Regions from separate parts of the Homo sapiens genome. Here all the other regions are linked to region 1. The links are chromatin loops, found by intact Hi-C in ENCODE. Cell type or tissue: mammary epithelial cell. All regions are shown on one strand. Region 1 holds the start of TMEM31 (transmembrane protein 31). Region 2 holds the start of PLP1 (proteolipid protein 1). Region 3 overlaps LINC02589 (long intergenic non-protein coding RNA 2589). Region 4 has its middle 15 kb from the start of RAB9B.

Region 1 (8,000 bases):
AAGGTCATCCTGGCCCCAGGAATGTGGCCAAACCTTAGTCTCATGAGAAATGGGAAAGTATGGAGAAAATATGGACTAGGGTAGATAAGCCATCTTTATAAGTACAGCCACCATTGGCACCATGCAATATAGGCCCACATAGCTTTGGGACTGGTAGTTGAAGTTCTGAGTGGGAGATCAGGAAGGAACTGTCCAAACCCCTAATGGAGTCTAACTGAGGGAGAAAGCCCACCCAGGAGGAAGCAGGAGGCCAGCAGCAGGACTCTATAGCTCCCACCCTATTCACAGAGCCTGGTGGATATCTTCTGACCATAGCACTTTATAGACAACCCAGTAGAAGATATTGAAGATGAGGAAAGTGAAAGGGAAGACAGCCCGGGAGATGGTGTCAATTCTCTTGGCTCAGTCCACGTAGAGTTTCCGCGTGGTTTCTCCTTCCCTTAGAAGAGGGGCTGGAGGTTGGGGACTATAAATGCCAGAACCTTCCATTGGACCTCCATCTCTTGCCTGCAGGCAGTGGCCCAAGCCATAGCCACGGAAATAGAAACGACTTTCTTGGATGATATCTTCCTCCTGGAATTACAAGGAAGAAACGGCAGAATTTGAGGTCAAAGCTCAAAGGCAGAGGGATAGAGAACAGACCACCCATCAATATCTCATAGGGAATGTTATGCAGACAAGGTGCCTTGGGTACACAGGCCCATTGCATGCTTTTTATGGTCACAACACTACTCATGAGATAGATGTATGCTAAGCAGCTCTACGTGCTATATATAGTGTATGTCATGATTCCATGGCAGATAGGCTCTAAGCTACCCATGTAAAATGCAAAACATCATTTAGAGTTATCTAAAATCCAGTGAAGTGCCGGCCACTGTGAGAGGACATCTCAATGTCAAGTTATCTCTGACTGGTAATAAACAAAACAACAAAACTATTAGATAGTGAAGTTGAGATATTCAGTCTTAGTAAACTTGACTTTAATGACTTTCAAAAGCTTCAGAATTCATTCCCCTTTTGAATCGTATCTTTTAAAATTTATCTCAACTTAAAACTGAAAATTCCAAAAGTTTTAAATAACCCAATGAGTTATCCAAATTAGGATAAACACATGCCCAGTGAGGGGTAAATTTTATATAAGCACTAAGTAATGCGGCAGACTGCCAAAAGTCCATTTTCCAATAGTTAGCTGACAACCTTTAGTAGCTAAACGCAGCTAGGAGCCAGGAAGTAGGGACAGAAAGATAAAGTTGAGAGAGAAAGAGAGCAAGAGAGAGCGAGAGAGAGAGAGAGAGAGAGAGAGAGAGAACCAAAACCTCTGAGTGTCAATAGAGAGAGCTTTACTTATATGAGGCCCTCAGGCCCCCATTCACAGCCTATTTAGTCTTATTTTATATGCAACCCTAACAAGCCTAATTTTATTTACTTCTAAAGGACAGGGTTGAGAAATGCTTCCTTCAAAGATGGTGGTAATTTCTTAAAGTATTCATGGTTTTAGAGTCAAAGTTTCAGGTATCTAAGAAATCACCTGAAGTGCAATGGCCTCTTGGAGGACGATGCAAACTGTCATCTCGGTTTGTCCAGAACGGAAGGTGTTCCTAAGACTTGGGTCTTTCAGGGCTGAAACTGGGGAAGTGCAAGGCAAATCAGGAAGAGCTGGTCATCCTGTGGCTACCTGAGGTATTTATTATAAGTTATAAGAAAAAAATATGTGTATATTGTATAGGTATGACATAGATATATACAAAATGTGGATAAAGTAGATTTTAAACACTCTGTCTCTCTCAGTTAGAGGGACACCACAGGGTCTTTATCGTGGGACCTCTGCAGCTATGGCAACACACTGAAAAGTGGCTTTGCCAGGCACGGTGGCTCACACCTGTAATCCCAACACTTTGAGAGGCCGAAGCTGGCGGATCACGAAGTCAGGAGTTCGAGACCAGCCTGACCAATATGGTGAAACCTCTTCTCTACTAAAAATACAAAAATTAGTCAGGCGTGGTGGCGGGCACCTGTAATCCCAGCTACTCAGTAGGCTGAGGCAGGAGAATCGCTTGAACCCACGAGGCGGAGGTTGCAGTGAGCAGAGATTGCGCTATTGCACTCTAGCCTGGGTGACAGAGCGAGACTCCATCTCAAAAAAAAAAAAAGAAAAAGAAAAAAAAAAAGAAAAGTGGCTTTGTGTATGAGATGTTGGTGTTGTAGGTCCTAGTAACCCTTGATAATGACATGACTAGAAACTGACCTGTCATCATAAAGACAGGCCTTGGTTCACCTCACATGTACTCTGTAATTCATTTTTACACTATTCTGACAAAGGAGGTTGTGCTGGACCCATTTTCGAGGTGAAGAACCAGAGGCAAACAAAATATTTTGCAATAATTTTAAAATGAGGGGAGTAAGTAAAATGGTTTTCTCCTTTGATTTCCAGTTCAGGGTCCCTCAGATGACCCTGTTGCCCAGTACTCACCCTGATCCCCTGAGCCCTACCCTGGCTAGAGGATGTAAGCAAAGGATGTTGGCAAAAAAGCTCTGAGGGGGAAAGTTGGATCCAACTGCTATTTCTGTTTCTATAGATCTAATTATTTTCCCTTTTCTCCAATCATAATAAATCTAAAGGGAGTTATTTGGACACATTTCCCAGGCTGGAAAAAGCCATTTCACACAGGAGAGAAAATATGGCCAACAGAGTAAGCTGGTCTTGGCTTTTTGTGACTTTAACATACTGCACCTGTTGTAGCTGGAGGAGCAAAGATGAATGGCTTGAAATCCAGGGGTGGGGCATCCTGCATTTGGGTATTCTCTATTTAGGCCAAATTCTGAGGGGTGTTTGTGTGTGGGGTGTGTGTGTGTGTGTGTGTGTGCTGGAAAGGAACATTGGAGCCTTAAATACCACTTTGTGGCTTACATGCCTATTAAAATAGAACTTTTTTTCCCCTGGCTATCTATAGGGGAGAAGGACTGAGAAGCTAGAGAGGGAAGATATCTCAAAACCACGCTAAGGAGGGAATGCACAGTGTAGGAGGTAAAGTGTGGAGATGGGAAAGAGTGATTTGTATTGAAGTGAGAGGGGCTAGAAAAAAAGGGATTAGAGAATGGGGAATGAAGAGGGTGCTGGAGGATGAAGAGAGGTGGGCAGGGTTCTGGGACCAAGCCCTTGAGAGGACTGGGCAGTATTTTGAAATTTCTTCCAGTTATCAAGTTATTCTATTGATCATGGCAAAGCTTTTGCTCTGTCCAGTTTGAAAGACAGTCCTCTCCAATCAGCCTGTAAAAGTTGGTGAGCTGGGTTACATGACTGCTGTGTCCAGAGCCTGGTGCTAAGGCCTGCTGAGGAGATGAAAAAGAGCTTCCCTTTCCTGGGGAAGCTTATGGACTAGCCGGGAAGACAGTGTAGGATTGCATGGGTAAAAAGTAAACCACTTTAGGCAGTGACATGAAAGGGGGCCACCATGCTATGGAGTTGTTGGTTGAGGAGAGAGTTGAGAAGAAAAGATGTGAATGGCTGGCTGGTTCCTAGAACACTCCTAACTGACTCTTGGCTAAGGGTTCCCTGGAGATCACATGGATTTTCTCCCTGCCCTCTCAGACTGAAGAATTCTTTTTCCCTAGCTGGAGCAGTAGGGCCCGGACAGAGGTTCTAGAAATGGATGAACTCTCCAACAATTTTTTCAGCCTGCTTGGTGCCTCCAAAATACCTGCTACAGGTCCTGGGATAACAGTGACTTTAGAAGACTCAAAAAAGGACATGACGAATGGCACGGGTTTGATTTTCAGTTTTATTCACGTTAATAATAATAATAATTCACGTTAAAAAAAGCCTCAGCCCACTTTTAGGCAGGCCCCAGAGTCCTAAGCAAGGCCCAGGCTGCTGTTGTAACTTTGTAATAATTGAGCACTGGTCATGACAGACTCCATTATGAGCTCAGGATCAGCCTATATATATGAGCAGGAGGGGACAGGCTGCAGGCAGTTGCGGGTTGCAGGAGTTCAGGAAAGGAGGTGGGACTAGAGTCAACCTGGAATAGCTCTACAGTAACAATGGCAGCCTTTTTGTTGCTGGGACATCCATACAGGCAACTTAGCTGGTGAAAGGACTCTGGATTGGTTGGCAGTCTGCTTTTTTTTTTCCAAGGTAGGCATTGAGAAGGCACCAAGATCAAAACTCCTATAAAGATAAGATCTTGGTACCTGCAGGCAGATTTGTTCGACACAGCTAAAGAGGGGGTGGGGACAGTTAGCTTAGAAAATGGAGTGTCCTGGCCGGGCGCGGGGGCTCACGCCTGTAATCTCAGCACTTTGCGAGGCCGAGGCGGGCGGATCACGAGGTCAGGATATCGAGACCATCCTGGCTAACACGGTGAAACCCTGTCTCTACTAAAAATACAGAAAATTAGCCGGGCGTGGTGGCGGGCGCCTGTAGTCCCAGCTACTCAGGAGGCTGACGCAGGAGAATGGCGTGAACCCGGGAGGCGGAGCTTGCAGTGAGCCCAGATCACGCCACTGCACTACAGCCTGGGCGACAGAGCGAGACTCCGTCTCAAAAAAAAAAAAAAAAAGAAAAAAGAAAATGGAGTGTCCTTTTTTCTTGCCCTTCTGCTAGGTGTATACACATATTTTTCTAACCCTTGGTATGGGTTAGGAAATGCTTTTAGGTTTCTTGAAGAATGAGTCCTACTCGAGGACATGTAGTTGTGGATTAGTCCACTAGAGGGCGTACTGCCCAGGGACCAACTAAAGGACTAAAGGGTAGGGACTGATAAATTCAAACCACTAGATGAGACAGGAGCCCTGCCCTCAGCAGAAAGGAACCTTAGCAAGGGACATGAAACCAAGGAGGTAGTTTGTGAGATATTTTTAGTGCGGACATACGGTAGGGGTGCCCCTGGAGCAGCTGAGGTGGGAGGTGGTGTGTTGAGGAGAGAACATTCCTTGTGCTAGTGTGGCCCAGACAAGCTAGAGTCAGGATTTTAAGAGTGGGTTCACAGCATTGTTTCCCATCCCCCAGAGGTCATTATGCTCTTGCCTCTCTGGCTTTAGAGCCTCCAGATTAGACAGAAAACATGGAGTCAGAGCTGAAGACAGACCAGAACTCTGTGTCTCTAATGGTTAAGCAACCAGTATGTAGCTCAGTTAAGCCTTTCAGCTTTGCTCATAATTGGACACTTGCTTCTGTGAGGCTGGCCCAGGCACCTCTGTTGTCATGACAACTTACCTAGCACCTATTGTCTGGGCAATTGGGGGTAAACTGCCTCTGTTGTCATGACGACAAGATTTCTTTTATATTTCCCCAGGTGATCACTTTACTGTAGAAGAAATGAGGTTAACAGAAAAGAGTGAGGGAGAACAACAACTCAAGCCCAACAACTCTAATGCACCCAATGAAGATCAAGAAGAAGAAATCCAACAGTCAGAACAGGCAAGTGGTGGTTTCTCAATTCCAACTTAGTTATGGGGGTCCTCTTATAATGCTCCCCTAGAAAGACACCAATGCCTGATTGTTGAATTCTTAACCACCAATTAGTGTATGACAACCTGGGCTACCTTCCTCCCGGTTGTGGGGGAGCAATTACTACTCAAAGCAATCTCTTTTTATTTATTTATTTATTTACTTATTTTTTGAGATGGAGTCTCACTCTGTTGCCCAGGCTGGAGTGCAGTGGTGTGATCTCAGCTCACTGCCAGCTTCAAGTGATTCTCCTGCCTCAGCCTCCTGAGTAGCTGGGATTACAGGTGCCCACCACCACACCGGCTAATTTTTGTATTTTTAGTAGAGACAGGGTTTCACCATGTTGGTCAGGCTGGTCTCGAACTCCTAACCTTGTGATCCACCCGCCTTGGCCTCCCAAAGTGCTGGGATTACAGGCGTGAGCCCCCGTGCCTGGCAAAGCAATCTCTTATTAGCTAACTTGGTAAGGTTCTACTACTAGCTAACATATCTTCAGTGCTTATTCTATGTCAAGCAGTGTGCCCATGCCCTTAATCAATCTACTATACTGACTTACAGAATCAAAGAGATTAAAGTAATCAAAGAGATTAAAATCAAAGAGATTAAAGTAATCAAAGAGATTAAAGTAATCAAAGAGATTAAAGTACTTAGCTTAACAGTGACCAGCTTAGTACTAGAATCCAGGTTTCTTTCTTTCTTTCTTTCTTTTTTTTTTTTGAGAAGGAGTTTTGCTCTTGTTGACCAGGCTGGAGTGCAATGGCTCAATCTCGGCTCACCGCAAACTCCGCCTCCTGGGTTCAAGCGATTCTCCTGCCTCAGCCTCACAAGTAGCTGGGATTACAGGCATGCGCTACCACGCCCGGCTAATTTTGTATTTTTAGTAGAGACAGGGCTTCTCCATGTTGATCAGGCAGGTCTCGAACTCCCGACCACAGGTGATCCGCCCACCTCGGCCTCCCAAAGTGCTGGGATTACAGGCGTGAGCCACTGCGCCCTTATGAATCCAGGGTTTCTGATTGCCTATCTAGTCCTTGCAGCCCTGGGGTGGGTCTTGGTTTGTGGGGAGGCGGAGTAGGGAGGAAGGAGTCCAAAGGAGAAAGGCAGTGGGCCGCTCCCTAGTTGTACTCACCAAGCGTTGGCGCCTCTGCCTTCTTCGAAGTCGTATGAATTCTTTATGCTGACGAGAAACAAAATTTATGGCAGCATACTCCAGCAAGGCAGCGAACACAAAGAGCAGACACACAGCCATCCAGATGTCGATTGCCTTCACGTAGGACACCTACAACATCCAGCGACAGAACGATCAACCTTCTTGAAGTCCTTCCGTGGCCTACTGAGTGGATTTTCAACCCCTATCGATTGCCTGCTCTTTTTGAGCTTTATCCTGAATTTCTTCTGGTGTTTAAAGAAGCCTTCCATGACATATCCCATTGTCTGAAAGCCCAGATGGAAAAGATCGGACTGCCCATCATACTCCACCTCTTCGCACTCTCCACCCTCTACTTCTACAAGTTTTTCCTTCCTACAATTCTTTCCCTTTCTTTCTTTATTCTTCTTGTACTTCTGCTTCTGCTTTTTATTATTGTCTTCATTCTGATCTTCTTCTGATTCTTTTGTTTCAATAAACAGCAATGAGCATGAACACTGCATTTGTCTTCCCTCTGTTATCTCCTAGGGTCCTCACAGCCTCAGTGGTAATTGGTCAGGCAGCGTTCACAATTCCGATGTGAGACACATGAGGACACTTAAGGCCCAGAGCAGATGGTCTTAGCCAAGATTACCCAGTGAGAAGGTGGCACTAGGACCTGAGGGTTCTGGGCTTTCAATTCAGTGGCATTGCCATTTACTTAGGCTGTGGTCTCACTGACAAACTAGGAGTTCCTTCCTTTCCCTCCTCCACCCCTGTTCTTCCCTTGGTCCTGTGGTTTTCCTTGTTGCTCTTTTGGAAAGGCTCTGCTGATGAATTTAGCTCAGTAGTAAGCTGGGGCCTCATCTCTCACCCTGGAGAGAACAGGGCAGGGATACTGAGGGAACACCACCCACCCCTTTAAGGATGCTTCGCTAGTTGCAAGATGTGGTTGGCATCCACCTATCCAGTCCTTTGTACTCTCCTCTCACTGCTTTCCTTGGCAGCCTCTAAGTACTTTTGTCTCCCACTTTCTGGCCTCTTCCAGGCATTGCAGCTGGATGGGGCCAGGAGTGGGGGACAGAGCTCAGGTTTAGACCTTTTCATCTTCTCAACCAAATTACCTGCTACTTAGTTTTGAGCTGCTGAGCTTACCACATAGCGCACCCCAGCAAGAACAGAATTTCGGACAGGCCACTTCTTTCATCAGCCACTGCTATGATGGGAAGTGAGGGTGCTGCAGACCCCAGGTAAGGAGCAAGTTTCACTGGATAAATAAATCCTCTGCTTCAATGATTCTTAACTGGGGACAACTCCGTCCCCCACCAGGTACATTGGGTAATATTTGGAGACATTTTTGGTGGCACAATTTTGAGGGAGGAGGTGGCTACAGACATCTAATGGGTACAGGCCAGGGATGCTGCT
Region 2 (8,000 bases), 62 kb after region 1:
GCAGCCTCACCATAGCCTGCCAAGTTCTCAGCTCTGTTAGGGCCAGCCTGGAAGGGACCTGAAGAAAAAGATTCTGCCTGTTTTTGTTCTGTGCAGATATGGTCGGGGTGATTCTAGTAACCAGGCACAGCTCCAGACACACACACACACACACACACACACACACACACACACACACACACAGAGTTAAATGAGCAACTATAGTGTGCCAGGTAAATGAGAGCAAAGTGGCCAGGGATAATCATGGAAGGGATGATATGCCAATATGTCAACTAATAGTAAGATGCAGACTGTTGGAAAATGAAATTTTCTTTAGAGAAATAGCCAGGAATGTAATAGAATCCCCCTTTAAGCACTCTTTTAAGGGCAGTGTGGCACACTGCAAAAAGCAAGTCCTAGTTCTTGTATGGTTTCTCAGCTGACTAGCTGATCAGTCTTGGGAATGTTAAATTCTGAGCCTCACTTTTATTATCTGTAAAATGGGGGTGACCATCATTTCTTTCTTGTGGGATAAAAGTGAGATAATAAATTGCAGTAAGGGAGAGTGCACACTATGAGGAATCGGGGAACCTCAGTAAGACAGTGTTAGGAATGACTTATAGGATTTGGATTTAAGTGATTTTGGGGAGGGTCTAAGGAAGTGGGGCTTTACTCTTGATTGGATGCTGTCAGGAAGCAGGGTAGTTCTATAATTGGGTATTTCAATAAGTGCTATCTATAAGGACGGATGATTAGAGCAAAGATAAAGATGTAATTAAAGAAGAAGCAGCCATTCATATTCCCCAGAATAGAGGGAAGTTTGATCACGTTTATGGTTTAAACACTGTTTATGTTTTATCTGTGTTCAGATCTGATTACACAGTGGTGTTGTTATGTCTTGATCCATCATGGTCACGGAGTGGCCTTGTCTGATGTTGATATTCTGTGAAATTGTTTAGCAGTAGAACAGTAAGTCCCAACTGATAGGGCCAGGCCAGGTCCTAGCTGACAGGGGGCTGCTTGTTTCTTTCTTAGTGCCTCCCTTATAGCCAAGGGCCGACAAAGTCAAGCTGCAGATAATTAATCAATGATATACAGGTTTTCACCATTGCCAAGATTTTGCTGATCAGGAGGTTGTTTAGAGAATGTAATCTGGGCCTGCATGGTGACTCACGCCTGTAATCCCAGCATTTTGGAAGGCCGAGGCGGGCAGATTGCTTGAGCTCAGGAGTTTGAGACCAGCCTGGGCAACATGACGAAAACTCATCTCTACAAAAATACAAAAAATTAGCCAAGCGTGGTGGCTTGTGCCTGTAGTCTCAGCCACTTGGGAGGCTGGGGTGGGAGGATCACATGGGATCCGTAGGCAGAGGTTGCAGTGAGCTGAGATCACGCCACTGCACTCCAGCCTAGGTGACAGAGTGAGACCCTGTCTTGGGGAAAAAAAAAAAAGAGGTTGTAATTTGTAGTAGGACTAGAATAAGTCTGTTCTGCTCATTATGTTGCAGGATGAGCCTTTTCAGATTCTGAGCCCTTTCAGAATTCTCAGAAATCTTGAGGAAGACACTGGACTTCCCTGGTAAGGGGTAACATGGAACTTGAACCAATTATATTTGAACTGGAATGGACAGGATGACACTCTGCTGACATTTGGCTTACTTGTGCACTTAGGGCAGGGCAAGCACAGCATAGGTGCTCAATGTTAGTTTTGTCTGAATTTTCATTTTGTTAACGCCTGTAATATTCCTTCCAGAGGAGGCTGTAAGCTCTCTCAGAACAAGGGTTGCATCCGGAAACCATCTCATTTCTCTGTTTTCCCCTCGATGTCTGGCAAAGTGCTAGATACAGGATAAGAAGAGAAAAGAAAAGACAAAGGTCTGCAACTAAGTAATTTTTTTTTTTTTTGAGAGAGGGTCTCACTTTTTTGCCCAGGCTGGAGTGCAGTGGCACAATGAGGGCTCACTGCAACCTTGACCTCTCGGGCTCAAGTGATCCTCCCACATCAGCTTCTGAGTAGCTGGGACTACAGGCATGCACCATGACGCCCAGCTAATCTTTAAATTTTTTGTAGAGACGGGGGTCTCACTATGTTGCCCAGGTTGGTCTTGAACTCCTGGCCTCAAGTGATCCTCCTCCCTTAGGCTTCCCAAAGTGTTGGGATTACAGGTGTGAGCCACTGTGCCTGGTGGCCTCTAAGTATTAACAGGGAATTGCCATTTACTGTGCTATGTCCCAGGCTGAGGGGGGATATGAACCCAATTTGGCTACCTACAAAGCCTAAACTCCTAACCATTATGGATTATGTATCCTGCTTCAGGACCCATCTCATCTTGCCTTGCCCCAGATGATCCTCCCCAGAACAAAGCATGACTGGGGTGCCCAGGGCAGGCTCACAAGATGAAGAGATTGAGGGCTGAGATGCAGAGAAGAAGGTGTGTCCATAGGGAACATGATTTCCTGTGTGAGATTTCCCTAGCCATTCTCGTGGCTCACACCCCAAAAGCCAGCTTGTCTTGCCACAGCAGACTGCCCTTGCCTGTAGGGCTGCCGGATTCACTAATAAAAATACAAGGCATTCAGTTAAATTAGACTTTCAGACAAACAATGAGCAATTTCTCAGTATAAGTATGACCCATCCAGTATTTCGGATATACTTAAATGATTATTCATTGTTTATCTGAAAGTCAAATTTAATTGAGTTGAGCATCATGTATTTTATCTGACAACCCTACTTGCCTGGGCGTGATATTTCAAAGAGCAGAGGAATGGGGGGCTTTGGGGACTTCCCATTTAGTGATTTCAGCAAGGGGAACCTAACACCTGCTTTTGTTGTTGGCAGCCCTTGAGGCAACTGCTTCAAGCACAATGCTTAAGGCAGTGTTCCAGTGCTGGTGTAGGCTGACCAACTTGTTTTGGTTTTCCCAGGCCGTACCCATTTTTAGCACTGAAAGTCCCACATCTTGGGATCTCTTCGTTCCTGGCAAACCGGGATGATTGGTGATTGGTCACCCTAGTGATAGACATACCCAGAGGTGCTGGTGGAGATGTTAGAAGACAACAAATACACAAAGAAACTGCTAGGTGTGTCTCAAAGAGTCTCAACATTTCTTCAAAGCACATATCCTTGGCTCCATTTTAAAGATAGGCAGGTTCAGGGGAAGTATAGGAATCCTGGATCTGAAAGGTGTTGGTTCTAGAGATCACTAAAGTTCAGCCTCTATTTTTTAAATGCTTATCAAACATTTGCAGAGATACTCTGTCACCCCATCTGGTGATTATTATTATTATTGTTATTATACTTGAGCATAGGCACTATGGTAAGAATTTTATGTTCAGTATCTTGTGTAATCTTTTTTTTTTTTTTTTTTTGAGATCTGTCGGAGCGCAGTGGCACCATCTCGCCTCACTGTAACCTCTGCCTTCCAGGTTCAAGCACTTCTTGTGCCTCAACCTCCCGAGCAGCTGGAATTACAGGCATGCACCACCATGCCTGGCTAATTTTTATAGTTTTAGTAGAGACAGGGTTTCACCATGTTGACTAGTTACTGACTAATTTGGAACCCCACTGATCCTACAAACTGCCGGAAGTTTGCCTCTGCCCTGGGTTTCAAATAGCGGCCTCCTACTTAACCTGAGAAGTGTAGAAGGTTGAAAACTTGGGCTACAGCAGCCCGAAGCCTGTCCATCCTCCCCCAGCCCCCGGCTGTTGTTGCTCAGGGCAAAGGCTCTCTATTCACACATTTTTTCACAGCAGAACAACCTCCCAAGCAACTTCCAAGCAATAAGAGTCTGGAGACAGGCATTCTCTAGAGATGGCTCTGGTCTTTGCTTGCTAGGTGCCATTGGGAAAATTGTCTCAGTATCCCATCAGTCAAATTGAACAAATAACATTGGTTCCCCAGAAATAATACTAGTTTTATTTCTACTTTGCTCAGAAATCACATCAAACAAGCATCCTCCCTGCAGGGGCAACCCTGCAAAAGCTGGCCAAGTTTTTATGTTGGTGGAGGTGGGTTCTGTGGACAGCTTGTTTCTTCACATTGCTAGTAGCTATGTGGTGCTCCTCAGGCATTCTTTAGCTGAGATTTTTCATGTGATTATTTTGGCTTCCAGGCTACTCTTTACTCCATCCCAAGCCACGGGCATCTCCCCCTCACAAATACACCCCATGGCCTGCCCCTATCCATCCTCCCATTGTTCCTTGAACCTTCAGGAAAGGCAGAAGATCACCCTCCACTCTCTACCCCTGTCTGCCAGCTCAAAGTATGTGACATCTCTGGCCCTCAGCCCTCGGTTCTCTTGGCCAGAAAGGCATAGTCTAGCCAATCGGCATGAAGTTGGGTGTGGAAAGTTCTAGCCACAGTACATAGGACATAATATACTGCCTGCCTGCCAGCCAGCCAGTCTTCTATGCCAGGGCTAGGAAAGCTGCCTTCCAAAATTTGGTCTGGGAAGACATTATCCTGGGAATGAGAAGCAAAGCCTCAGCTCTAGAAGCCCAAATAATAGCAGATGACCCAGGCTTTCACTGGTACGCGCTTCTCTCTTCCCCTTTATGTTCTTCTCTGTGCTCAGGGAGAAGTTGGCCACTAGATTGGGCACTTGATCCCTTATCTAGTTTTTCCTGGGAGAAATTCACTGGACTTCTCTGAGTTTTAGAGTTCAGTCTACACAATGAAGCAAGGAGAACCCACTTGATCTGTGGCCTTCAATAATCTGATACTATGGGATCATAGAGCAGAGAGTGGAGGTAATATTCAAGTGTTTTCGAGTTATTTGCAAGAAAGCTGCACAGTCAAACCAAGCCATGATCAAGGGGGCCCAGATTCTCTGAGGTACCATCAGAATTGCATGAAGCAAACTGTTTACGAGTTTTATACAATCCTGCATTGTTCCCACAGGCACCCAGTACAGGCAGCAGGCTGCACCAAGAAGGCTGGCAGTGCCTCTTGAGGAATCCCTTGGCAGTGCAGGAGCCTAGCTGGACTCAAGAATATTTTGCCAAGGGCACCCAGCAGAACCAATGGAAGCAGAATCACAGAAATAGGTGGGGGTATGTAGATAAAAATGGGCTCTGGAGGACCTGGGAAGATACCCTATGAGGTCTGTAGGGAGCCCTCAGGAAAGGTCTGCTGACGAGGTACTGAGGCAGAGTGTCGGGATGTACAGAGCAATGAGAACACACTAGATTCTAGGGAGTTGGGAACCTTAAGGCACTGGGATGAGTGAGACACGGTCACCTGGCTGGGTCCCTTTTCTGGCCCTGGGCATAAGAACAAGCATAAGAACAAGGCGAAGACAGGGAATGTGGAGAGAGAAAAAGGAAACAGAGACAGACACATAGAGAGAAACAGAGACAGAGACAGGTAACAGAGACAAAGAGATTGAGACTTGGGGAGAGGATAGAATGAATATTAAGGCAATGGAGATGGAAGAAAGGAGAAGAGAAATGTGTGTTAAGGGAATGTGGTTGATAAATTGGTATCTGTGGGTTTATTGGGAACACATATTTTCTTTCCAGTAGAGTTGCTGTCCCCAGAGCTGCTGCTGAGAACTCAGGGGAAGCTTTGTGAGAGGGCTCAGTCTGAGTGATGTCCCCTGTGTGGAGAGCTGTCTCATCTATTCGAGCTGTGAAGGATCATTTGCCTCATCCTCTAAATCTGAACTCCCAAAGTTTGGGCTCACTCCTGCCATCTGATGAGCTGAGGAGACACATTTGGCGATTTCTTGCTCTTGGTCCTCCCCCTTCTCCAGGGCCATTCCGACAGTGACCATCCAGAAGTTTATTGCTGGCTCAATCCTACAGTTGAGCTTCCAAAGCAGGCATAGTCTGTGGCTGGCGAGCAGGGCTGGGGAGGGCGAGGGGCTCTAGGACCCTTTTCCATCAGTCACATGGCCTTAGTCTCGTCTGCTCTGGAAAGCTACTATTATACCGTTTTGCAAGGGGCAGCATTTCCAGAGATCCTTTTTTCTTGGGGCTGATACAAGAGCAAAGGATCTAGAGTTCTAGTACTCTAAGCAAGCCTCAAACGGTGCAGGATTTGGCCCCAGTGGGCCCACAGGGGCATCTGCCAAAGACTCGTCCATTTCCTAACAGCAGAGCCCAAGCCAGTAACATGTCCAAAGTCACAGCCCAAAGAGAAAACTGTAAGACACAATCTTGCCTTTCTCCCACCCCAGGAAGGTACTAGTCTCTGCTCAGTATCTCCCTCCTCTTCTCTCCTCTCCCAAGGCAAAATCACAGGAAAAGTTCCAGGAGACCATACCTTCCTTCTCCGGAGTCTTCCAACAGGTGCCCCTCTTATTATATGCCAGCCAGTTGTTTTAAAGGCCATCCATGGGAGGACACCGGCCTCTAGGTCAAGGGAGCTGTGAAGGGAGACAGGACTGACAAGGAGCCCAGACAGACACTGTTTAAGATTCACCTGTTCTAGAAAACCTTCCCAGGCTGATCCCATCTAGCAGTGGGCATTTAAATACCTTCACAGTCTTTAGAAATAGCTTATTGCTAAGGCAGGTTTTATATAGTATTTCCCTGTTTTTGCTGCTTAGCCATTTTTGTCTTACCGCTTCTTTCTCTGTGGCAAGGACTATATTTCGTTTCTTCTCTCCACCCTCACTGCCACCTGCTGCTTCACTCTAACCCACTCCCTGCCTCTTGTCTGCCTGGCTTAAGCTCTCTGATGAAGATATTACACTCTCAGGATAGAATACTGACTACCTGATTCCCAGATCGTGTTCTTGACTTGTCTCGAAGTCGATTATCCTTCTTGGAAATCACCCACATCTTCAACGCTGGCCTTTTCTTTAACCTAGTCTGTGAACTTGCATAGGTCTTGCCCACTTCTGGGTCTTTATTATTGTAGCTATAAAATTATTACAATTCTAGCCTCCCCCAGCCTAATCACAATCTGTTCATCGAATTGACAGCCTGCATTTTGTCTTCATGCAGTTGAAACTGAGAAGGATTTGGAGGAAATTATCTTAAAAGACAATTTTTTCTTCTCTATTGTGTTCGTAGAGCTGGGGGTGGGGGTGGGGGAGGAACGCTTATTTTCCAAGGAATCGGGAGGGGAAAGGTGGAGAGGGCCAAGGGCAGCTAGGAGTGATGTGGGGAGCTGGAGCAGATTCGGAAGGACTTTGGGAGCTAATATCTAGGTTTTTGACTCTGAGCCCCTGTTGGGGCTCTCACTTCATGGCTTCTCACGCTTGTGCTGCATATCCCACACCAATTAGACCCAAGGATCAGTTGGAAGTTTCCAGGACATCTTCATTTTATTTCCACCCTCAATCCACATTTCCAGATGTCTCTGCAGCAAAGCGAAATTCCAGGCAAGCCTTAGGGAAAAAAGGAAAAACAAAGAAAATGAAACAATTGGCAGTGAAAGGCAGAAAGAGAAGATGGAGCCCTTAGAGAAGGGAGTATCCCTGAGTAGGTGGGGAAAAGGGGAGGAGAAGGGAGGAGGAGAGGAGGAGGAAAGCAGGCCTGTCCCTTTAAGGGGGTTGGCTGTCAATCAGAAAGCCCTTTTCATTGCAGGAGAAGAGGACAAAGATACTCAGAGAGAAAAAGTAAAAGACCGAAGAAGGAGGCTGGAGAGACCAGGATCCTTCCAGCTGAACAAAGTCAGCCACAAAGCAGACTAGCCAGCCGGCTACAATTGGAGTCAGAGTCCCAAAGACATGGGTAAGTTTCAAAAACTTTAGCATTGAAGATTCAAGAGGACACAGGAATTCACAAGAGAATTTCCAACTTTGGGGTTCGGGGGTTCCATGGTTTAAATGAGTCGTGTTTTGGCACTTGTTTTCTTTTTAAATTCCTTAACATTCAGTTAGATTAACTCCTTCTCCGCTGTACTAAGCATGATGCTTTATTACCAAAGAATTCCAGCAGCACGTGGAGAGTCCCACAGATCTCTGGAGAGAGTGCCCAGCTGGATGGATGTGGTCATGTGTCCTCCTACCCCCTCACTTCCCTCTATCTTCTCTTTTCCCTTGGTTCCAAGGCCCTGGCAACGGTTGGG
Region 3 (8,000 bases), 180 kb before region 1:
ATTTGTGCAATAATGGGTTTCCCAACTTTATTAATATTTGCTACTTTTATATCCTATCACTATAATGTTAAAATACTTTTCATTTTTCTCCATTGATATCCACATAAATGGCATATTTCACATGTGCATTTCTAAACACAAACATAACAGTCCTACTTTATGCCTCAGAATATGTCCTGGAATAATTCTAGAGTTTGATGAGAAAACCTGAAAAGTGAGTTTGTATCTATGCTGTGTCCTGTTTACATTGAAATTGTGGAGTCATAAAAATCCTATACACTGCTGCAGGAGGACAAAACGGTACAGAGTATATTTGCAGATATACTCGGCAACATATATGAGAGAAGCAAGCATAGCCCCATCAACTGCTGCCCTCTCAGGTCTGCACTGCAGAGAGTCTCTGGCACGGGTGCAAGAATGGTCATGGCAGCATGGCCAAAATATCAAAACAGCCCCAAAGTCACCTTATTAGAGACATCTCAGAAACAATATTTTTAGAAGAAAAAATTTCAATAAGTGTTTGCTACGGTTTGGATGTTTGTCTCCTCCAAACCTCATGTTGAAATTTGGTCCCCAGTGTTGGAGGTGGAGCCTAACAGGAAGTGTTTGGGTCATGGGGGTAGATCCTTCATGAAAGTCTTGGTGCCAACCTTGCTGTGATGAGTGAGTGCTTGCTCTATTAGTTCCCACAAGAGCTTGTTGTTGAAAAGAGCCCAGCACCTCCCATCTCTTTCCCCTCTCCTGCCATATGATCTCTGCACAAGCCAGCTCCCCTTGGCCTTCCGTCGTGAGTGGTAGCTTCCTGAGAACCTCATCAGAAGCAGATGCCTAATCTTGAACTTTCCAACCATCAAAATTGTTAGCCACATAACAATTTTATTATGTTTTGTTTTGTTTTTTTTCTTTATAAGTTATGCAGCCTCAGATATTCCTTTTTAACAATACTAAACGGACTAAGATAGTAGTATAAAAATATATAGTTTATTCCATTTACCCATCAGGAGAGCAGTGTGAAGAAAATATGGTGAGTCCCATCTCACAGATTATCAAGCTCTGGCTCACAGAGACTAAGATCCTCTACAGATAAGTGGCAGAATGGCAATGAGGTTCCATCTCTTGCCCCCCACCCCCAGCAGCTTCCCATTTGGAAGATGATAATTTTACACTTCCCCAGTATTGTGCCCTAAGGGTACTCACTCAACAGCCCTTCACGTTGAAGAAAAGGACGGTGGAGATGAAATCCTGCCCTTTGGGCCATGAGGCATAGCTGTGGGATCATATGGATTACCAGGTTTCTGAGGTTAACTGTGGGGTGAAATAAAGAAACATGTGGAACAAGAAAGAACAGCGAAGAGAACAGAAAACAGCAGGCCCTCCAGGGATCACCTCTACCTCTCTCTGTCTTTGCTCCTTTCCCCACCCCATTTGTCCCCTGCTCTTTGTGACAGTATGGGATGTAACAGGAATCCAAGGTACTCTGAGAGACGACCGAAAGATGGGAAGACCCAGACCATGAGAAGGGTGAATCAGGCAGCACAAGTCTTGGAGCCTGTGCCCTGGGTGTTGGCTCACCCACCAGGCACTCCATCTCTACCTGCTTCTGTGTGCCTCACCATTACTCTACCACACAGCAATGAAGCTCCCACATAACAGAAATATGCACTTTCTAAGGGAGGCTAGCAGGAGAAGTGACTTACCCCTCAGTCAAGAATGTCCCAGAGTTACTGGTTTGGGTTTGGTGCCAGGATGCAGAGAGATCTCCAGTATCTCTTGCTCCAGTGTCCTGTCCAGCAGACATAGTATAAGGTTTTCATCAAGCCCCTCAGGAGCGCAAAGGAAACATATTTCTGTCATATACAACAGGGTGGGGGGAAAATAGGAGGTAGGAAAAACTATGAAACAGTAAGAAATGGGGTGAGTGATGACTTCATCCCTGTACCCCAAACTCCACTCATGGGGTCCATGACTCAGTTGGATGGAGATGGTAGAACCGCTTTCTTCCCTTCCCCCAGGCCCAGCAGGGTGCTCATTCCACCACATAGAAATGACAGTGACTCACAGTGAAATTAGAAACATGTGTTTTCCTTCTTCTCTCCATATGCTCTCTCGATACAGGAAAAATAGTTACTGTACACTGGAGAAACATGACAAACACCATCCTTAACCAAATGATGAAGGTTAACATCACCAGTGACATCATGCAGGCATCGTATACTCCCAGATATGATGCGACAAGAAGGGCACCGGAACTAGTGGTATTCCTTCTCAAAATCTGTAACCACAGTCAAATCACAAGAGAAGCAACAGACTGAGCCTGTACTCCTCAAGACTGTCAGGGTTATGAAAGTCGTCTGGCAGTTCCTCAGATGAATAAACAGAGATTTACCATATGACCCAGAAATCCCAATCCTAGGTACATAGCCAAGAAAAATGAAAACCTATGTCTACATAAAAACTCGTACATAAACGTATATAACATCATCACTCATAACAGGCAAAAAGCAGAAATCATCTAAATGACCATCAATAGACAGATGGATAAACAAAATGTGGTATATCCTTAGAATAGAATATTATTCAGCCTTTAAAAAATGAATGAATTCTGCTACATGCTACAATACACATGAACCCTAAAAACATCATGCTAAGTGAAAGATGCAAAAGACCAAATACGGCATGATTCCATTTATATGAATGTCCAGGATGAACAAATCCACAGACACACAAAGCATAACTGTGGTTCCAAGAGCTGAGGATAGGTGCAGGTTTAACTGCATTGAAGCACAATGGGAGTTTTGGGGACAATTGAAATTTCTGAAACTCAATTATGGTGATGGTTGTACAACTCTATACATTTAATAAAAATCACCAACCTTAAAATGAATGGGTTCCATTGTCTATAAATAATATTGCAAGAAATTTGTTTAAAAAATATTGGCCAAGGCTTCTATTGTACCACAGGAATGACCAAAATTTTTCATAAAAAGGCCTTGATGCACATGTCTTATATAAACACGAATGTACATAAAGCTGTAGCTGTATCCCAGCCCTGACTCTACGTCCTGTGTTCCTCCAATGACCTTTCCCCCACCCCACATGCTACCTGAAGTCTAATTCAGGTCTGATCATTTTCATGTCTTCCAAATGTTGGGATGGCTTGAGAGTGGGACCACAACAGGGTCCCGGGCCTTCCCTCTGTGACAGGATGCCAGCATTATTACTTTCCTCACCCCTCTCCAAACTTTTTCACATTGTTCCACTTTGGGGAGCCTAAATGGCACAACATTCTGGGTGTCAGCATGACAATACTTATCAAAAGGTTACATAGGTGCATACACTAAGCACCAACAATTTCCTTTTTAAAAGTTTAACTTCAGGATGTAGTGAAGGATGTTGATAAGGGTCTGGTTATAAGGACTGCCATCCTAACAATACCCTCTCTTCACTGCTAGACCTGAATTTAGAAAGGGAGACCAAACAGGATGCAAAACCATGAAGAGGCAGAAGGAAGCAGAGGCAAGTGTGGTTGTCAGCACACACACACTTGCACACATTCACACACACTCCCCCACATTCATGCGCTAATTGGGTTCTATTATCACAATACTAGAATTTTTCTAAGACAGTTTGCTGTGTTCCAAGAGGACACATTCAGCTCAGTGCAAACAGCCACAGGAACTGTGCCCTTCAGCAGAGCACAGACCTTGAAAAGATGCCAGTGTAGATTAAAGGAAATATCAGGACACTCTGAATAACATAGGGTTGTGAAAATTGATTATGTCACATCCATAGGATGGAATTCTAGGAGGCAGTAAAAATAAGTTATAATGAAAACAATGATGAGAGATGATTTCTTGCCTAACCAGTTATCAATAATCAACATTATTTCCAGTGTGTGAGCAGACACTTTCATACCATATTAGTAGGAATATATATGAGTAATAATGTTATCATGTATTGTGTTAATATAAAACTTTATAGATTTCATAATAAAAGAGCATTTTGACAATCTCATAAAGAAATTCTTACAAATACATTTGCATATATGTGAGCAAGGATGTTATGTTTGCTACTGTTTATAATAAAACATGGTAAAGGAACTACATTTTTATCTCAAAGTGAAATAAATGTGGTACCATCCATAAGATGAAACATCCAGTTGATGGCAAAAATAAAAACTAAAATTATGTTGTAAAGTAATTTAAAATGTTATGGTAGACATGTATTTTCATGGAAAAATTGTCATAATAAAGTCAAAGGCAGGTTACAAAGATCATAAGTAGCCAGGATCCATTTTTGCTCATATCCATCTACAGCTATTTTTGCAGAGGACTCAAAGCATACAAATAAAAATAATATTTTTCTTGCTCCCACATAAAGCCTTCTCCTCAGCATAGTGAGAGGCTGCACTTTGTTTGGAGGCCATAAATATTCTTTTAGCCTGGAATTGCTCCATTTTCCATCCAGACTTCCAGAAAACTCCATAGAGTGGGCTTGGGCCAAACTGCTCCTTCCCACCTTCCTGCTCAGACGTAAAAGCTGCAGTTCAGGCTTCTGTCACGAGGGGGCACCAACGTACCTTCATAATCAAACCTCTACAAAGACGTTTACGCAATGAGCGAAAAAATAAAATACCCTCCACTAAAACCCAGTCTATGAACCTATGGACAGAATGATTCTAATTCTTCCAGAAAAAAATTGATAGGTGTAAAAGAACACTGCAAAAACATGTACTCCATGGCGTCTATACAATGAAACACCACGTACGAGGAGCGAGCCTTGGCAGTCCTTAGCAGGCTGGTGTAGCGCAAACCAGGGCAGCGGGAGGTGAGTGGAAGAGAATGGGGGCACTGGAATGGGGTCTGGACGGCTGTGTCCATAGCGTCCCGGAGAGGGCATGCCTGAGAGGAGGTCTGGGAAGCCTGTTCAGGTGTGGGGTAATGGAGAGTGAACAACCTACACCCTGGGAGGGACCACTCTACAGTATGGACACCTCAAACTGCACTAACAAAGGAAGAAATAAATCAATGAATGAGATGTGGATTTAGGGTCAACAGCAAATGGACCTGCTTTAATATACATGTGAATTTTCCAAAGAAAACTTACAGTAAACAAACAATTCCAAGACATTTGCCACTCTTTGAAAAATGTACTCTTTTTCATTAGAAAAAGGAAAATAATAATGGAGTTAGATATCACGTCGGGCCAGAGTCAGGATTGCAGCTCTGAGAGTTTCAGACTAGGGGGTTCATCAACTGGGAGGGACAGATGGAGGTTAGGAGCTTGGCTGAAAACTTCAGTATCAGCCAAAGTTTTCTGGAATTATTCACCTAATGGTAGCAATCTCCCTGTATCTTTCATTTTCCTGTATATCTAAAAGCAAGATTAGTTCTAGACCACCAACCTCTAAATTGAAGGTAAAACTGTACCTGTCAGTGTGTATTTGGAGTAATTTAGCTGGAGGAGACACAGATACAAACACACACACATGTAGAAACACAGTCAATTCGATTTTTATCTATTTTGTTTCACTATAAAATCGAATACATTGAATGTTTTCACAAATTAGTGAATACATGTATACAATTCTTTTGTCAGTCTCTTCATAAGGATTTTTTGTGTTCAAGTTTTTATCAAAATACTCTTCTCCTTAATATAAAGTTTCAAAAAATATGCAAAATTATACTCAAAAATAGGAATTTTATCCTGCATCTCTCACAGACCTGACTCCTGCCCCCTGACCCCAAAAGGTCTGCTGTCCCTAGGATGGCACATACTCTCCAGACGTGTCCCTGTGAGATGCACATAAACGCGTTCACCACCCCCCCCCACACACACACATTGTCTTCTCCAAAAGTGCAATCACAGTTCTCATCTTGTCATTTCCACTTATTATAATTTATCAGGATTTTAAAATATTTGCATCTTATTAGTTCTTGTGGTTTTTGCATATTTAATATGTTTATTGTCCATGTATATACTTATTTGAATTTTCTGTTGAAATCATTGCCAATTGTTTTGTTAATGAGTATGTTTCACAAATCACAGACACCAACCCAACATCTGAGACGTAGTTTGAAAATGTTTTCTCCCCTGTTTTAATACAATGGTTACTGGGTTTTTATCTTTCACTTGGAAAATGTTTTAAATTTCCATAATGGGACTTAATAATTATACATGTCATAATTGAAAAACAAAAAACATTCCAAAACACCTGGGGAGCACGTACTGTCAGCCTGGAGGGAGATTAGAGCATTCAGAAACCTGGAGGCATCAAGAGAAAATGATAAATCTTTAGAGTATTCCAGAGTTAGCTGCTGGTCAGGAGATAACAAAGTTTCTCCTGGATTGCAAAAACTCCCCTAAAGGCAGCACCCTGATCTGAATAATGGTCATAATAATGGGTACCTTGGATAGCAGTTAAGATTAAAGGAGGCTAGTTAAGGTGGTTCATGCCTGTAATCCCAGTGCTTTGGGATACCATGGAGGGAGGATCTCTTGAGGCCAGGAATTCAAGACAAGCCTGGGCAACATAGCAAGACCTTGTCTCTACCAAAAAAAGAAAAAAAAAAAGATTAAAGCAGATAAAATATAAAGTGCATTGGCTTACAGTAGTTCAGTGCATGTTACTTTCCTTCCCTCCAGCTCTCCTCTCCCAAGGCCAACACCTGAGCTTCTGCCTGAGCCCACTCGCCACCTCAGGGATCAGCCAACTCATGTGGCCCTACACCCAGGTCTCTTGGTACAAAGGACAAGATTTCATCTCCTCTGTCATCTTCATCACCCAGAGGGGTTGTGGAGTGGAGGACCCGTGGGGCCACAATAGCAGGGGAGTGGAATTTGGCCATTTTTCAAGCCCTGGAAGCCCATCTTCTAGAAGGGAAGCTGCCCAGGGTCCTCTAGGGAGGGCGAAGGATGGAACCTCATTCCAATCCTGCCACTTACCTGGGGAGATGACTTAGACTCTGTGAGCCTGAGTTAGTCATCTGTGAAATGGGACTGACCATACCATCCTTACAGAGCTGTCCTGAGGGGTTAATGAGAAAACCTGTGGAGAATATATAGCATGGAGTGGGACTTCAATGGCCCTTTAAATGCTGAGACACAGAAGTGGGGGCTGGCTGAGCCTCAGGGCTAAGGCAGGCATTGTAAAAAGTTATTTTTCATTGTTTCTCTCCTAATGAGAACACAGACATCCATATAAGGAAAGCAAATCTCTCTCTGATATGCCTTGAGTTCAAAGTTTTAGAGACAGAATGTTCTCTACATTCTTGGGTGTTTTCTAATCTCATAAAAGCTGTTCAGCATCATGCCTCTGAGCAGACCCAAATCCACTTCCCCATACTCAGAAGGAAAAAAAAATGATAGGGGTAAAAAACAAGACTGTAAAAACATATGCTCCAGGAAATCCATGCCATGAAACACCAGGTAGCTCTAGTGCATCTTGGCAGTCACCAGTCGTCATTGGTCAGTGCAGGGCAGGCAGGAGGTGGCTGAGAGTGGATGGGTCACTGATATAGGACCTGGGCAGCTTGTTCATAGTGTCCAGGAGAGAAGATGACTGAGAGGGGTTGGGAGAAGGCCTGGGAAGCCTGTACAGGGGTGCAGTAATGAAGAATGCAACACCCTGCTCTCTGGGAGGAACCTATCCACTTTATGGACACCTCAACCTACACCGTGGAGGGAAGAGATAAATTAATGAATATGATGTAGATTTGGGGTCAACAGCAAATGGACCTGCTTTAATATGTGAATTTTCCAAATAGAACTGGTGTCAGAGTAAACAAATCACTTCATAACATTTGTTACTCTTAGCAAAATGTACTCCCTTTTCATTAATAAAAGAACAAAAGACATGGAGATAGCTGTGATGCCTCCTGGTAGCCAAAGACAGGATTGCAGCATTGAGAGTCAGACCAGAGGCTCAGCAGGGAAGGGAGAGGGATTGAGGTTGGAAGTTAGCTTCACTATATCAGCCAGAGGTTTTTTTGAATTATTGA
Region 4 (8,000 bases), 110 kb after region 1:
ATTAAAAGACGACGACTGGCAAATTGGATAAAGAGTCAAGATCCATCAGTGTGCTGTATTCAGGAGACCCATCTCATGTGCAAAGGCAAACGTAAGCTCAAAATAAAGGGATGGAGGAAGATCTACCATGCAAATGGAAAGCAAAAAAAAAAAAAAAAAAAAAAAAAAGCAGGAGTGGCAATCCTGGTCTCTGAGAAAACAGACTTTAAACCAACAAAGATCAAAAGAGACAAATAAGGCCATTACATAATGGTAAAGGGATCAATTCAACAAGAAGAGCTAACTATCCTAAATATATATGCACCCAATACAGGAGCACCCTGATTCATAAAGCAAGTTCTAAGTGACCTACAAAGATATTTAGACTCCCACACAATAATAATGGGAGACTTTAACACCTCATTGTCAATATTAGACAGATCAATGAGACAGAAAATTAACAAGGATATTCAGGACTTGAACTCAGCTCTGGACCAAGCAGACCTAATAGACATCTACAGAACTCTCCACCCCAAATCAACAGAATATACATTCTTCTCAGCACCACATCACACTTATTCTAAAATTGACCACATAATTGGAAGTAAAAGACTCCTTAGCAAATGTAAAAGAACAGAAATTACAACAAACTGTCTCTCAGACCACAGTGCAATCAAATTAGAACTCAGGATTAAGAATCTCACTCAAAACCGCACAACTACATGGAAACTGAACAACCTGCTCCTGAATGACTACTGGGTAAATAACGAAATGAAAGCAGAGATAAAGATGTTCTTTGAAACCAATGAGAACAAAGGCACAACATACCAGAATCTCCTGGACACATTTAAAGCAGGGTTTAGAGGGAAATTTATAGCACTAAATGTCCACAAGAGAAAGCAGGAGAGATCTAAAATCGACACCCTAACATCACAATTTAAAGAACTAGAAAAGGAAGAGCAAACAAATTCAAAAGCTAGCAGAAGACAAGAAGTAACTAAGATCAGATCAGAACTGAAGGAGATAGAGACACAAAAAACCCTTAAAAAAATCAATGAATCCAGGAGGTGTTTTTTTGAAAAGACCAACAAAATAGGTAGACTGCTAGCAAGATTAATAAAGAAGAAAAGAGAGAAGAATCAAATACACGCAATAAAAAATGATAAATGGGATATCACCCCTGATCCCACAGAAATACAAACTACCATCAGAGAATACTATAACACCTCTATGCAAATTAACTAGAAAATCTAGAAGAAATGGATAAATTCCTGGACACATACACCCTCCCAAGACAAACCACAAAGAAGTTGAATCTCTGAATAGACCAATAACAGGTTCTGAAATTGAGACAATAATTAATAGCCTACCAACCAAAAAAAAGTCCAGGACTAGATGGATTCACAGCCGAATTCTACCAGAGGTACAAAGGGGAGATGGCACCATTCCTTCTGAAACTATTACAAACAATAGAAAAAGAGGGAATCCTCCCTAACTCATTTTATGAGACCAGCATCATCCTGATACCAAAGCCTGGCAGAGACAGACACAACAAAAAAAGAGAATTTTAGGCCAGTATCCCTGATGAACATCGATGTGAAAATCCTCAACAAAATACTGGCAAACCGAGTCCAGCAGCACATCAAAAACCTTATCCTCTGCAATCAAGTTGGCTTCATCCCTGGGATGCAAGGCTGGTTCAACATACACATATCAATAAAGGTAATCCATCACATAAACAGAACCAATGATAAAAACCACATGATTATATCCATAGATGCAGAAAAGTCCTTTGACAAAATTCAACAGCATTTCATGCTAAAAACTCTCAATATCGATGGAACGTATCCCAAAATAATAAGAGCTATTTATGACAAACCCACAGCCAATATCATACTGAATGGGCAAAAACAGGAAGCATTCCCTTGGAAAACTGGCACAAGACAAGGATGCCCTCTCTCACCACTCCTATTCAACATAGTATTAGAAGTTCTGGCCAGGGCAATCAGGCAAGAAAAAGCAATACAGGGTATTCAAATAGGAAGAGAGGAAGTCAAATTGTCTCTGTTTGCAGATGCCATGATTGTATATTTAGAAAACACCATTGTCTCAGCCCAAAATCTTCTCAAGCTGATGAGCAACTTCAGCAAAGTCTAAGGATACAAAATCAATGTGCAAAAATCACAAGCATTCCTATACACCAATAACAGACAAACAGAGAGCCAAACTATGAGTGAACTCCCATTCACCATTGCTACAAAGAGAATAAAGTGCCTAGGAATACAACTTACACAGGATGTGAAGGACCCCTTCAAGAACTACAAACCACTGCTCAAGGAAATAAGAGAGGACACAAACAAATGGAAAAACATTCCACGCACATGGATATGAAGAATCAATATCATGAAAATGGTCTTACCGCCCAAAGTAATTTATAGATTCGATGCTATCCCCATCAAGCTATCAATGACTTTCTTCACAGAGTTGGAAAAAACTACTTTATACTTCATATGGAACCAAAAAAGAGCTCGCATAGCCAAGACAATCCTGGGCAAGACGAACAAAGCTGCAGGCATCAAGCTACCTGACTTCAAACTTTACTACAAGACTACAGTAACCAAAACAGCATGGTACCGGTACCAAAACAGATATATAGACCAATGGAACAGAACAGAGGTCTCAGAAATAACACCACACATCTACCACCATCTGATCTTTGGCAAACCTGACAAAAATAAGAAATGGGGAAAGGATTCCCTATTTAATAAATGGTGCTGGGAAAACTGGCTAGCCATATGTGGAAAGCTGAAACTAGACCCCTTCCTTACACCTTATACAAAAATTAATTCAAGATGGATTAAAGTCTTAAACGTAAGACCTAGGACCATAAACATCCTAGAAAAAAACCTGAGCAATACCATTCAGGACATAGGCATGGGCAAAGACTTCAAGTCTAAAACACCAAAAGCAATGGCAACAAAAGCCAAAATTGACAAATGGGATCTAATTAAACTAAAGAGCTTCTGCACAGAAAAATAAACTATTATCAGAGTGAACAGGCAACCTACAGAATGGGAGAAAATTTTTGCAATCTATCCATCTGACAAAGGGCTAATATCCAGAATCTATACAGAATTTAAACAAATTTACAAGAAAAAATCAAACAACCCCATCAAAAAGTGGGTGAAGGATATGAACAGACACTTCTCAAAAGAAGACATTTATTCAGCCAACATACATATAAAAATGCTCATCATCACTGGTCATTAGAGAAATGCAAATCAAAACCACAATGAGATACCTTCTCAAGCCAGTTAGAATGGCAATCATTACAAAGTTAGGAAACAACAGATGCTGGAAAGGTTGTGGAAAAATAGAAACGCTTTTACACTGTTGGTGGGAGTATAAATTAGTTCAACCATTGTGGAAGATGGTGTGGCAATTCCTCAAGGATCTAGAACTAGAAATACCTTTTGACCCAGCAATTCTATTACAGGACATGTACCCAAAGGATTATAAATCATTCTGTTATAAAGACACATGTACACGTATGATTATTGTGGCACTATTCACAGTAGAAAAGACTTGGAACCAACCCAAATGTCCATCAATGATAGACTGGATTAAGAAGATGTGGCACATATACACCATGGAATACTATGCAGCCATGAAAAAGGATGAGTTTGTGTCCTCTTGTGGGACATGGATGAAGCTGGAAACTATCATTCTCAGCAAACTATCACAAGATCAGAAAACCAAACGCCGCATGTTCTTACTCATAAGTGGGAGTCGAACAATAAGAACACGTGGACACAGGGAGGGGAACATCACACACTGTGGCCTGTCAAGGGTTGGGGGCTAGGGGAGGGATAACATTAGGAGAACTACCTAATGTAGGTGATGGGATGAAGGGTGCAGCAAACCACCATGGCACGTGTATACCTATGTTACAAATGTGCACGTTCTGCACATGTAACCCAGAAATTAAAGTATACATATAATATATATATATACTCTCTCTATATATACTATATATATGCACACATATATATAAGTTTAGTCTATGGCGGAACACTAACCGGTCTTTATTGCCCCCTTGTGGTTGAAAGTGGAACTGTTTCTATCTCTGCATTTATATTTAACACAAGGCTTCAGAATAATCTGATTATTACAGCAGTAGACTCAATTCAAACCAGTCATTTGACATCATGCAATTAAAGCATCTGGATGAATGAATATTTTTTATTTCTAGCAATTCTTTTATCATGGTGACCAAAGCTTAGATTCATAACCTTTCTAAACAAAAGTAGTCTCGAGTATAATCAGAAACAAAGGACAAATCAAATAAGCACCTCTCTTTCCCCAACCCACCAGTTTTCTAATTTATCAGAACATAACCTTTTCTATAATATGGCAGTATATTTTTAAAATACCATAAACAAAATTAAAAGGCAAGATCTATGGGAGGGGATTGCAGAAAACTAGCAATGTGGATAAGATCAAAGGTTAATACCCACAATATAAAAAAAGATTTCCTTGGAATCAATAAGAAACAAAAATGAATGTTCCCCAACCCCCATAAGGGTCCATTCACTCAAGGAAAAATAAAAATGGCCAATGAATGTATAAACAATTACTCTCAAAAAATTAAATAAATGTAAATGACAGCATGAGATCATTTTTTCACCCATCAGACTGCACATATGGGGTTAAAAAGGAAGATAATAGTCCATACGTTTGGGTGTTGGAAAGATAGTCTTCCTCTTATTCTACTGGTGTTGATGTCATTTGGGATAAGTTTCTAGAGGCCAATTTGCCAGTATATATTAAAATTAATAAAAAATTCATAATCTTTGACCTAGAAATTTTACTAGTAGGAAATAAACAGAGGTGAGAGTTAAGATTGATATTAAGGAACTTCACTGATGCTTTATTTTATGAAAAGAAGGCAGCTGTAAAACAACCTAAATGTCTAGCAATAAGTGTTTTATTAAAAGTTTAGCAATATGGGTAATTGTGGTAAACCCTTCAATACAATATTATGCAAACAGCAAATATAATCTTAGAAGAATATATGTCTTAGAGAAAAGTTAAGTACTATAGATATATATTAAGTAAAAAAGATTACAGTGTGTGCAGTATCAAATCAATTTTAAAAATACATAAATATATTAAAATCTACACTAAAATGTTAAAATCTGCTTATCTCAGGTTAATAGGATTACATTACAGATGACTTTAATTTTTTAAATCTTGCTTTTCTATTTCTTTCATTACTTCATTTTTCTACGGTGGATGTGTATGGCTTTTGTAATCAGAAAAAAAGAACATTTTAAAGCATTTATCGGTCACTCTAAGTTTTCTAGCAGGGAACAAATGGAAAAAGAGAGAACTCAGAGGCTACTGGCACTTGTTCATCTATTAACAGACTCTATGTTGAGCAATATATTACAGGACACACCCTTGGATATGTCGTTTCTAAGGCAGCCAGGAACAACGTAAGAGAAAAGAGATGATATGAGCCTGTTTCTTGCTTCCTCATGAATGCACCACAGGAAAGTGTGATTTGTATTTTTACTCTAATCAATATAGCTAATGTTGAATTAAGAGCTATTTCTTTCATTAAGGCAGCATTTCCCAATTCTTTTTATCAATCAGTTAACTAGATGTGGCACAGCTTGGCAGGTCTGATTAAAATTCAGGAGTGTTATAGTGAGACCATTATACATTTACCCATAGTTCATACAGCACGAAAGGAACTGACAGATTACTTAAAAATACACATGCTTGCACACACAAAACCCACTGTTTAAAAAGACATTTATATATAACTGAATCATCATTCTCTGTGTTTCCTTGGAGAAGGCAAAGAGATTTATGAAGACACAAAGATCACTGCAGCAGTTTCTATATGACTACAGGTGACGACGCCACATCTTGAGCTGTGAAGATGCTTATTTTCACTGGGAAAATATTAAGTAACTTCTTGCCCCCTTAAAAAAAAACCCTTTCACACATTATTACCACTACCATCACTAGCAGAATAAGAGATCCTTGCTCACCAGTTTTGGCAAGCATATCAGTAAGAAGGCATTTAATAATTTTTCCTTTATTCCATAAACATGCCTAGCTTTTGTCATTATCCCTTCCTTCTCTTAAAGAGAAAGTAGTAAAGAATGAGAGCTCTTTTGGTGATGGAAACTTGAGGAAATTAAAATGACCAGTTTGGAAAAAGAAAACATTAGTGAATATCCCAAATCATGCACATTAACGTTTTATCAAAAGGTGTATGCTATGCTCTGAATCTTTTTGTCCCCCTCCAAAATTCATAGGTTGAAATCCTAACCCCCCAAGGTTATGGCATTATAAGGAGATGGGGCCTTTGGAAGGTGATTAGGTCACAAGGGTGAAGCCCTCATAAATGGGATTAGTGTCCTTATAAAAGAGGCCCAGGAGAAACCCCTTCCCCCTTCCACAGAGCTGGAAGGTGCCATCTGTGAACCAGAAATCAAGACCTCACCAGACCCTGAATGTGCGGATGCCTTGATTTTGGACTTCCTAGCCTCCAGAGCTGAGAAATGAAATTCTGTAGTTTATAGCCTACCAAGCTTATGGTATTTTGTTAGGGCAGCCCAAATGGGCTAAGACAGTATATTACAGTTTATCTGCCCTAAAATCAAGTGTAAGAAAAACACTGCACTGTAGTAAATTTTACATTTCCACAGCAAAGAGAGAAAAAAAGTGAAATGATTATCTAGATCACTGAGGAAAAAAAATTGCTGCAAGATCTACTTTGGGTAATTCAAATGAAAGTAGAGATGTCCATCCCACCTCCCAGCTTGAAATTACTCAAATTGATACCTCGATTTTCCAGTGTGTTTTAAAACTACAGTTACAAGATGGAAGACAAATTATGTATTCCACACCTTCCTGTTTCTGGAAGGACTATCGCCAAACCATTTCCAAAAAATGAGACCGTACTGTTTCTTAAGACATCATGAGGAGATTTCCCACTGGGTTATGAATGAGGCAGAAAAACATTAAAGACAGGAAGTTGGCATTCTGTTTTTAAAATATCAGTTATGGGCCCCGGTGCATTGGCTCACACCTGTAATCCCAGAACTTTGGGAGGCCAGGTGGGTGGATCACTTGAGGCCAGGAGTTCAAGACCAGCCTGGCCAACATGGTGAAGCCCTGTCTCTACAACAAATACAAAAATTAGCCAGGTGTGGTGGCGGGCGCCTGTAATCCCAGCTATTAGGGAGGCTGAGGCATGAGAATCGCTTGAGTCCGGGAGGCCGAGGTTGCAGTTAGCCAAGATCAGGCCACTGCACTCCAGCCTGGGCAACAGAGCAAGACCCTGTCTCAAACACACACACACACACACACACACACACACATACACACACACACACACACACACACACACACAAAGTTAGCTGGGCATGCTGGTGCATGCCTGTAATCCCAGCTACTCAGGAGGCTGAGGTGGAAGGACTGCTTAAGTTCAGGAGGTGGAGGTTGCAGTGAGCCAAGATCAGGCCACTACACTCTAGCCTGGGCAAAAGAGCGAGACCCTGTCTCAAAAAAAAAAATAATCAGTTACAAATGAGCAAATCCTTATTAAGTGGCTTATAAATCTATGACTTTCTATATTCTAAAAGTTGCATCATTATAGACTAGTCAAAATGATTTGGGGTGCTGCATTTGAAGCATGGTCTGATAATGTGTTAAATTATAATCCTCAGAGATGGAAATGGTACATGTGGCAAAAAAAAAAAAAAAAAATCTGTTTCCCAACAAATTCCCCACCCCCAATTTCAACTGCCCAAAGTTGCAACAGGCAAAAGTAGACAGAGAGAAGAGAGTGAAATCTGTGGCAGATGGAATCAATGTAATGAAACTATATATGCTGTGGAAAGATTTGTGTCCATAATTTTAAAACCGCCATTATGTATATTCAAGCCATTGGGTGCTAATGTATCTTTAAAATCCAATATGTGAGAGGCAAGAGAACAGAA

What was found. Peaks named below come from ENCODE experiments on the same cell type or tissue, not always from the same donor. Only the 100,000 strongest peaks of a DNase experiment are listed, where the experiment ranks them.
Region 2: it touches region 1 in a loop (24-fold over the local background); 32 of 110 quality-filtered maps call a loop at or near these places.
Region 3: it touches region 1 in a loop (11-fold over the local background); 12 of 110 quality-filtered maps call a loop at or near these places.
Region 4: it touches region 1 in a loop (17-fold over the local background); 34 of 110 quality-filtered maps call a loop at or near these places.

What each region holds. Positions count from the first base shown.
Region 1 is chrX:103,706,942-103,714,941 of GRCh38, forward strand. It overlaps TMEM31 (transmembrane protein 31), which reads left to right and starts at 3,968. Exons shown (of 3, transcript NM_182541.2): 1 at 3,968-4,135; 2 at 5,295-5,419; 3 at 6,653-7,091. The coding sequence starts at 5,318. The coding sequence ends at 7,057. It also overlaps the pseudogene GLRA4. In mammary epithelial cell, a CTCF peak has its summit at 4,719 (motif pointing right); no DNase peak of the experiment used is centred here.
Region 2 is chrX:103,769,337-103,777,336 of GRCh38, forward strand. It overlaps PLP1 (proteolipid protein 1), which reads left to right and starts at 7,504. Exons shown (of 7, transcript NM_000533.5): 1 at 7,504-7,663. The coding sequence starts at 7,660. It also overlaps a transcript of RAB9B not described here. In mammary epithelial cell, a CTCF peak has its summit at 4,917; no DNase peak of the experiment used is centred here; H3K27me3 peaks cover 421 bases.
Region 3 is chrX:103,529,051-103,537,050 of GRCh38, forward strand. It overlaps LINC02589 (long intergenic non-protein coding RNA 2589), which reads right to left. Exons shown (of 6, transcript NR_131237.1): 5 at 2,060-2,134; 6 at 1,717-1,847. Among named protein-coding and RNA genes, the nearest start is that of RAB40A, 14 kb to the left of the region's middle. RefSeq lists an enhancer at 4,617-4,686. In mammary epithelial cell, CTCF peaks have their summits at 4,556 (motif pointing right) and 7,877; a DNase peak (open chromatin) is centred at 4,591; H3K4me3 peaks cover 220 bases.
Region 4 is chrX:103,813,604-103,821,603 of GRCh38, forward strand. It overlaps a transcript of RAB9B not described here. Among named protein-coding and RNA genes, the nearest start is that of RAB9B, 15 kb to the right of the region's middle. In mammary epithelial cell, a CTCF peak has its summit at 4,092 (motif pointing left); no DNase peak of the experiment used is centred here.